Regions from separate parts of the Homo sapiens genome. Here regions 1 and 2 are each linked to region 3. The links are chromatin contacts, found by Hi-C or POLR2A ChIA-PET in ENCODE. All regions are on one chromosome and are shown on one strand. The core of a region is the stretch at or near the end of the contact, and the rest is flanking DNA. Distances in the headings are between cores, read along the strand shown.

Region 1 (2,751 bases), core at 180-2,679, 400 kb after region 3:
TTTGCTGTACTCTAATCAGAGCCTCACAAAAATGTGACCACTTGCCTCATAGCCTACTCTCCCCTCTTTCCCCTCCTACCGGCGCTTTTCCCTTAAATATTTGGAAAAAAGTACAGGCCAAAAATCCTACTGTAACCTGTGTTTCTTTTTCCCCAGGCAAATCCACAATTTTGGCAAAATAAACCTCTATATCAGTTGTGATCTGCCTCAGACACTTTTTGGTTTACACAACAATCCAATCATAGCGATTTATTTGGAAATATACCTTCACAAGTTAAATCAAACCACAGCACTACTGGGCATTATTTGTAATGGCAAACTATTGCAAACAATCTAAAGCCCATCATAGACATCATAGAAACTATTCTAATAAATTGATACATTTATATAATGGAATAATCCGCAACCTTGAAGGGAATGAAGGAAGGAATAAAGAGAGAGGGTAAGGAAGAAAAGAAAGGAGAGAGGGAAGGAGGGACAGACAGGTGTTTAAATTGGGGATGTGCAAGCAATATTGCCTGCTTCATTGCCTTCACATTATCTAAAAGCATGTGGTCAAGAAACACTATTACAATAAGCACATCAGAAATAACTTCTAAAATTACTTTTCCAAAATATGAATCCATACTATACACTTCCTGTAATGTGCACCAAATGTAGATGCACACATTTTAACAAGGAAAAGACTAATACTCATATTTGCTTGCTACACACCAGACACTGTTTTAAATGTTTTGCACACGTTAACTCATCTGTTCTTACAGAAATCCTGTAGCGTGCACCGCCACCTCCATGTTTCTAGGAGGAAACTGAGGCACGGGGGCTGCGGCTCCTGGACGCACCTGGCCTTCTCGGCCTGCCTCTCTCCCTCCAGCCGCCCCACATTCTTTTTTCCTAATTGGAAAAAACTATTCACGCTGCTCCTCCAGGGCATTTCAACCTTCTAGAAAGACTCGACAAGATTCGAAACTGTTTATAAAGAGAACGTGCTTGTGCCTGAATGCTGAGTGTGAGCGCGCAGTGATGCCCTAGAGTGCAGTCATCCCGGGCTTGGCGCCCAGCGGGTGGAAATACGGCCGCAGGGTGGAAATGCGGCGGCGGGGCTGCCCAGGCTCCTGTGGGACCCGCGCGGCGCGGGCACGCACATTCTCAGGGACGCGCGTCCTCAGGCCACGAGAACACCTGAAGGCCCCGGCCAGCGTCCTCCAGTGAAGACCCGGACCGGCGTCGTCACCCGCCGCGCAGGCCTAAATCTCAGGTCTTCACCGTCATCTCCCAGCGATCGCAGGGATCTCAGGCACTGACCGCGCCCGTCCCTGCGCCCCCCCGCCCCCGCCCCCCCGCGCCCCCGCGCCCCCGCGCCCCCGCGCCCCCACACCTCCACGCCCGGCACTCTGGGCGCGCGCGGACGGCGGGGCAGTGCCTACTACGCAGGCGCACGCTGCGGGCGTCAGGACCCGGCAGCAACACTGCCACGCGAATCCGCGCCGGCCAATCAGCATGGCCAGGGGCGGGGCTTCCCTGAGGCGCGCCGAGAGGCGGTGGCCCACTTCCGGCAATAATCGCCTGGTCGCCGTCAGGTGCCGGCCCAGGTGGCAGGCGCGCCCGTTGGGCACTGGGGGACGCGGGCGCGTCAGGTGAAGACTGGGGGCTGCAGGCGCGCTAGGTAGGTACGGGGTGCCGCGGGCGCGTCAGGTGAAGACTGGGCGCCGCAGGCGCCTTAGGTGAAGATTGGGGATCGCGGGCGCGTCAGGTGGGGACGATGGGCCACGGGCGAGTCAGGTGAAGACCGGGGGCGGCGGGCGCGTCAGGGGAAGACATGGGGTCGCGGGCGCGTCAGGTGGGGACCGGGGGTCTCGGGCGCGTCAGGTGGGGACGGGGTTGTCGCGGGCGCGTCAGGTGGGGACGGGGTTGTCGCGGGCGCGTCAGATGGGGACGGGATTGCCGCGTGCGCGTCTGCTGAGGTCTGGGTCCGCGGGCGCGTCAGGAAGGGACGATGGGCCGCGGGCGCGTCAGGTGGGGTCTGGGGGCGGCCGGCGGGTGTGGAGGGTTCATTCAGGGAGCTGCGGGCGAGTCAGGTGGGCACGGGGACCGCCCACAGGTGCATCGCGTGTCCTCAGCCGCTTCCCCTGCCCACCTTCTGCGACCCCTTCCCGCCCCCACCCTCCTGGGCCGTCTTGCAGGCCCGAGCTTGTGTCCGCCTCGCTGGGCAAGGTGTTTCGGGGACGACTCCTGCCGGCGTTTGCCCTCCGGGCTCGGCCCTTGCCTCTTCGCCGGTGGGCACCTGCTAGGTGTGACCCCTCATTCCTCCAGGCCACTCTGCCCCGTCTGCTGCTTACCTTTTTTTCCCTACTCCTGGTCTGTGGCTCTGGCTCTGTCTCTGTCTCCTCCCTTAATTTCTTTCCATGCTTATTTTTCTTGCAGCAGACACTAATTTTGCATCCTTCCCCTCACAGTAAGCTCAATTTGACCTTTTTCTCAATTAGATTCCACCTCTGTCCTTGGGTCTATTCAAACTCATTTTGAAGACTAAAGAATCTAGAGAACCATTTCTTCCCTTATGAAGCTGTCTCTTGCTGCCTCCAAATCCTTACCATCCGGCCCTAATCAAAAAAGACGTTTACTCTTTCATATTCTGTTTTCTCCTCGTCTTTACATGTTTACCTTTCCCATGAGGAATCTGTGATTATCTGTAAGTCCTTACAGTAAATCTTATTTCTGACTCTCAGCCCTCAGTGTGCCATTTTTTTA
Region 2 (2,700 bases), core at 23-2,522, 280 kb after region 3:
GAGTGTGGGGATGATGTTGGGTGATGAAGTGCGGGGATGATGATGGAGTGTGGTGATGATGACAGGTGACGGAGTCTGGGGTTGATGACGGGGCGTGGGGTTGATGATGGAGTGTGGGGATGATGATGGGTATGGAGTGTGGGGATGATGATGGATATGGAGTGTGGGGTTGATGACGGGTGATACAGTGTGGGGATGTGATGGGTGATGGAGTGTGGGGATGATGATGGGTATGGAGTGTGGGATTGATGACGGGTGATGGAGTGTGGGGATGATGATGGGTAATGAAGTGTGGGGATGATGATGGAGTGTGGTGATGATGACAGGTGACGGAGTGTGGGGTTGATGACGGGGCGTGGGGTTGATGATGGAGTGTGGGGATGATGACGGGTGACCGAGTGTGGGGTTGATGACGGGGCGTGGGGTTGATGATGGGGTGTGGGGATGATGACGGGGCATGGGGTTGATGACGGGGCGTGGGGCTGTTGATGGGGTTTGGGGTTGATGACGGGGTGTGTGGTTGATGACGGGGTATGGGGTTGATGATGGGGCGTAGGGTTGATGATGGGGTGTGGGGTTGATGATGGGGCATGGGGTTGATGACGGGGCCTGGGGTTGATGACGGGGTGTGGGGTTGATGACGTGGTGTGGGGTTGATGACGGAGTATGGGGTTGATGATGGGGTGTGGAGTTGATGACGGGGTGTGGGGTTGATGACGGGGCATGTGTGGGGTCGATGATGGGGTGTGGGGTTGATGATGGGGTGTGGGGTTGATGAAGGGGCGTGGGGTTTATGACGGAGCTTGGGGCTGATGATGGGGTGTGGGGCTGATGATGGGGTGTGGGGCTGATGATGGGGCATGGGGTTTATGATGGGGTGTGGGATTAATGACGGAGTGTGGCGTTGATGATGAGGCGTGGGGTTTATGACAGAGCGTGGGGTCAATGACAGGGTGTGGGGTTGATGACGGGGTGTGGGGTTGATGACGGGGCATGGGGTTTATGACAGCTTGTGTCAGACGAAGCCACATCAACTCATTCTGAGCACCCCTTTCCTCAAAACATAAGGATGAGCATGACCAAAATCTCAAGACATTTTTCCTAAGTCCTTAAGACGGATGAACTTCTACAGGTAAGTAGGTAGATTAATAAACAGAGGTAAGGAATGTTGGCATGAAGAAGCTCCCTAGGCTGCTGTGTGGCTGAAGCTCTGACTGGTCATGCTGGTTAAGGATGCGTCTGAGCAAGATCGGTCGCTGACAGGTAGGTGTGTAGAAAATAACCTATATGTGGTGGTCCATTTTCAGTTCTAAGTGCCTTCATATAGGTTTAAGCAGGCTATGTGGAAATAGAGAAATAAAGAAGCAGAAATGTACTGAGTCACCACCCTGCCCTCCTTCCTGCTTTCCCTTTCACCCAGCGGCCACGTGCCTATCAGTAGGAGCCCCCTCAACTACCCTCTCCTCACCCCACCAAAGAATTTAGTTTAGGCTAGCTTGCAACATAAATAATTATACCCTTTCTTATCAGCTACGTGCAGCCACCAGGGCCATAGTCAAATGTTTGAAGAGTCCTGAGACAGTTGCAATGCATGGTGGGCTGCAATAAAATGCAGCAGAAAGATCCTAAAGAACAGACTTGAAATCTTAATCCAACGACCAATAGGTGATGTCCAGGAAGATCGTAACCCCATTTACTCAGTCAATGAGGAACTGGGGGAGGGACCTGCGCACTAGGGGATAAATTGCTTGTTGAAACTCTGCTGGGGGTGGCTGCATGCCAGCCAGACACCCAGTCTTGCAAGACTGTCATTGAAAATCTCCGTTTTGCTGTTCTCCGGGTCTCTGCGTCCAGTCTTTGTGTTTGGACGGGTGAGTTTGTTTCTCACAGGTGCGACTCTGTCTCTATTTGCATCAGGTTCAGTTTCTTCCTGGTTGACCTTGTGGGTGTGAATGTTGTCACAGACCTGCCGGGCCATCTTTCTGCAAGAAGATAAAGGAAGACCAGGAGTGCCTGCCGAACTCCTATGGAGGAAGTCTAGGAGAGGAAGGGGTAGGACCAAGGGCACTGCTGTGGGCTGAAGGTTTGCGTCCCCCCAAATCCTTACGTTGAAATCCTAAACCCCAGTGGGATGGTGTTTGGAGATGGGACCTTTGGGACGTGATTAGGTCATGGGGTGGAGCCCCATGAGGGGATTAGTGCCCTTGTAAGAAGAAACACCAGAACCAGCCTCTTCTCTCTCTACTCACCACCCTTCCTCTCTGCTAAGGACAGGGAGGAAGATGGTGTCTGCAAACCAGGAAGCAGCCTTGCCAGACACAGGATTGGCCACAACCTTGACCCCAGACTTCCAGCCTCCAGAACTGTGAGAAATAAATGTCCATATTGACTAGGGGCACAGGGCATGGGGGAACTGGTTCCAGACCTGCCTCCTGGGAAGTTGGGAGGGGGCATTTCAACCTGTTAATTTCTCAAATTATGTAGTCATTCAAAAAGAAATAGAAACACTTCATTAACTTTGTGATTGCCAAATTATTGATCAATTCTCATAGAAAGTTATAACATTTCCCCTTTTGGTACATTTCTGTTAAAAAGAAGGTTGTCTTTCCAGCCTTATGTTTTGTAGTTTAATTTGCTCACATTCATTATAATCCATTATTTAATACATTTTTCTTCCATTTGATCATATTACTTGCTGAT
Region 3 (2,969 bases), core at 321-2,820:
TAATCCCAGAACTTTGGGAGGCCGAGGCGAGTGGATCACAAGGTCAAGAGAGACCATCCTGGCCAACATGGTGAAACCCTGTCTCTACTAAAAATACAAAAATTAAATTTAAAAATAAAGTAAATTAAAATTGCAAAAATTAGCTGAGCATGCTGGGGCGCGCCTGTAGTCCCAGCTACTCGGGAGGCTGACGCAGGAGAATCGCTTGAACCTGGGAGGCGGAGGTTGCAGTGAGCCGAGATCACACCTCTGCCTGGCGACAGAGCGGAACTCCGTCTAAAAAAACCCGAAAAACTGAAGTCTATTAGTTATGGGGTGTGGGGAGCAGGAGGACGAAACAGCATTCATTAGCGCCCTTTGGGAACTAGGGCGCTTCACCACCTCTGCCCACAGGACTGCTAAACAGAAGAACATCAGGCCCAGCACTACTGTCACTGTCATTCAGAATCGAGTGCTGCGTTCACTGAATCTCAGGAGGAAGGAAAGTGGCAAGGGCAGAGGGAGCAGTGTGCAATGGTTTTTACACTTGTTCCCAGCGATTTGCAGAAAAAAGCAGGTGCACCGAGTGATCCTCCACGTCACTTTTCTTTTGCAAGTAGGAACTCAGAAGTTTGCCGATTTCAGTTGATCTTTCTAGAAAAAAAGAGAAACACACAAAATGCAAGTGAGATCAGGCTTTCCCTCTATATTACAATATAGTTTGGACTGAATTTCTCCCGGACTCAAGTCTCACGTTGAATTTTACTTTACTAAATCTCTAGACAGGCTTGGATCTTCTGCGGAAGCCAAAGGAATTTCTCTGAGCAATAACAGCAATCTGCAAACAAGCTGGGATGAAAAATGCTTTAGGAAAAAAGAACTCGGGTAGAAAGTAGAGACTTCAAAGAAAGCATTTATAAAATTTGTGGACTGGGTGGCCAAAGATTAAGGTCAATGCTTCACTTGAAAACTTTTAAATATATGCTATAAAACCCCTGAAAGCGCGAACAGCCATCAAACAAAACACAACACCAGAAAAACCCACAAAAACGAGACATGGATTACAAAAGAGCTGGAGGAGACTTTTGGGGGAGACACCACGGTTTCGCGCGGGTTTACACGTCAGTCATCACCATACCCCGCACTTAAAGACACGCAGCGTGGACCGGGCGCGGTGGCGCGCGCCTATGTTCCCGGCTACCCGGGAGGCTGAGGCGGGAGGATCGCTTGAGCCCGGGAGGTCCAGGCTGCCGTGGGCCGAGATGGCGCCACTGCACTCCAGCCTGGGCGACACAGGGAAAGCCCGTCTTTCAAAATAAAAACCGCACAGTTCACAGCACGCCAGCCGCAGACAACGAAGCGGAGCAAAGAGCCCCTGGGAAGGCAGAGGCACCGAAGGCCGCGGCGCACCCCCCGCCGCGCGCACCCACCCGGGAACCGGAGCAGTTCGGCGCGGTGGCCCGCGGCGCACAGCGCTTCCACCAGCTTGCGGCTCTGCGTGCTCTTCCCGGCGCGGTCCACGCCCTCCAGCACTATGAGAGCCCCGCGCCGGGCCGCCATGACTGTCCACCGCCCGCCGCTGGCGTCTCCACGCAGCCTTCCGGAGCTCCCATTGGCCGGCGTCAACAGCGCGCGCCGTGATTAGCTAGTATTTCCCGGCCTCGGCCAAATTCGAAGGGATTGGCCGGGGCCGGGGCGAGGACGACGCGCGGTGGGACCGACACCCGCGCCTGCGCCCTGGGCCGCGCCGCCACTGGAGCCGTGTCCTGGGCTTCCGGGGCGGAAACTGGGGCCCCGTGTCCCGTGCGGGCCTCCGTCCTCGGGCGAGCAGGGCCCTTCGCTCCGGGAGGGGAGGTGACGCGGCGCGGGCTGGACGGCCGGAGACGCGGGGTCAGGGCGCGGACGAGGGGAGCGCAGGGTCGGAGGGGCTCCCGGACGCTGCCCGCCCAGCGTCGGCTCTCGTTGGCCCCTGGCTGCGCGCAGCGGGCCCGACTCTCAGGGCCCTGCGGTGCCCGCTGCCAGCGTGAGGGCTCCGGTCACGCGGCGCGCGAGACGAACGAGCGAGATGCTTCCCGAAGCGCGGGGCCCAGTGCAGGGGCTCAGCCGGGGCTCCTCCCAAAGCTCACCTGGAGCCCAGCACGACTGCGTTCTGGAAACGCTGTGTTTGACAGCAGGGGCAGGATGGGGGGCTGTGTAGACGCTGGCCACGTGGCAATTGTAGGAGAACCATGGGATCGATAAATGTTCACTGTTGTCCCTGAAGCGCAAAACTGCAGGGCTCTGGAAAGTCCGTGTGTGTGTTTTTGTTGTTTTTGTTTGTTTGAGACAGAGTCTCGCTCTGTCACCCAGGCTGGAGTGCGGTGGCGCGATCTCTGCTCACTGCAACCTCCGCCTCCCGGGTTCAAGCGATTCTCCTGCCTCAGCCTCCCGAGTAGCTGGGACTGCAGGCGGCCGCCACGACGCCCGGCTAATTTTTTGTATTTTTAGTAGAGACGGGGTTTCACCGTGTTAGCCAGGATGGTCTTGATCTGACCTCGTGATCTGCCCGCCTCGGCCTCCCAGAGTGCTGGGATTACAGGCGTGAGCCACCGCGCCTGGCCGAAAAGTCCGTTTTAAAAGATGATGTATACAAATTATAGCACGGAGAGGGAACGGGCAAGTTGTTTCCTCTTTCCATGCCTCCAACTCCTCTGAAATGTGGGTCATGATGATAATAGGAAAAACTGTCTCTGCCATAGAGAGGTGGAAAAAGTCCCGCGAAGTGTCCCCGGTATCTAGAAAGCGCTCAGTAGTGTTTGCTGTTATCTTAGGGATATCAGGCTGCCTGGACATTTCTCAGGTGAGACTTTTTGTTATTTTAGATATCTAAAATACTACTATCTATATGTGCCATATTGTCAGTTGTCAGCTAGACATCACTTTCTCTGCTTAGCAGAAGAAATGGTAGGAACTGCATTTCCCAGAATCATCTGTGTAGCCCTGGATTACAG

The links. Hi-C counts contacts between places; a loop is a spot of excess contacts on that map. ChIA-PET counts read pairs that join two places held with the same protein, here RNA polymerase II (POLR2A). Pooled maps may share reads with other maps.
Region 1: a loop to region 3 is called in a pooled map, with 11 times the contacts of the local background. The contact joins the promoter of LINC03100 here to the promoter of DTYMK in region 3. A Hi-C loop is called at or near these places in 3 of 37 single-sample maps with no recorded cell type and 9 of 50 pooled maps. POLR2A ChIA-PET finds 5 or more read pairs at or near these places in 2 of 52 experiments (MCF 10A and naive thymus-derived CD8-positive, alpha-beta T cell).
Region 2: a loop to region 3 is called in a pooled map, with 2.7 times the contacts of the local background. The contact joins the promoter of LINC01238 here to the promoter of DTYMK in region 3. A Hi-C loop is called at or near these places in 6 of 50 pooled maps. POLR2A ChIA-PET finds 5 or more read pairs at or near these places in 2 of 52 experiments (HepG2 and activated CD4-positive, alpha-beta T cell).

Annotation. Positions count from the first base shown.
Region 1 is chr2:242,087,136-242,089,886 of GRCh38, forward strand. It overlaps LINC03100 (long intergenic non-protein coding RNA 3100), which reads right to left and starts at 1,430. Exons shown (of 1, transcript NR_186294.1): 1 at 216-1,430. It overlaps LINC01881 (long intergenic non-protein coding RNA 1881), which reads left to right and starts at 1,498. Exons shown (of 7, transcript NR_130702.1): 1 at 1,498-1,666.
Region 2 is chr2:241,969,411-241,972,110 of GRCh38, forward strand. LINC01238 (long intergenic non-protein coding RNA 1238) reads left to right here and starts at 1,273. Exons shown (of 6, transcript NR_110592.1): 1 at 1,273-1,871; 2 at 1,965-2,083; 3 at 2,275-2,365. The region is part of intron 3 of LINC01237 (long intergenic non-protein coding RNA 1237); the gene reads left to right.
Region 3 is chr2:241,685,245-241,688,213 of GRCh38, forward strand. DTYMK (deoxythymidylate kinase) reads right to left here and starts at 1,571. Exons shown (of 5, transcript NM_012145.4): 1 at 1,410-1,571; 2 at 525-633. The coding sequence starts at 1,539. It also overlaps a transcript of ING5 not described here. RefSeq lists silencers at 1,161-1,470, 1,518-1,780, 1,531-2,060.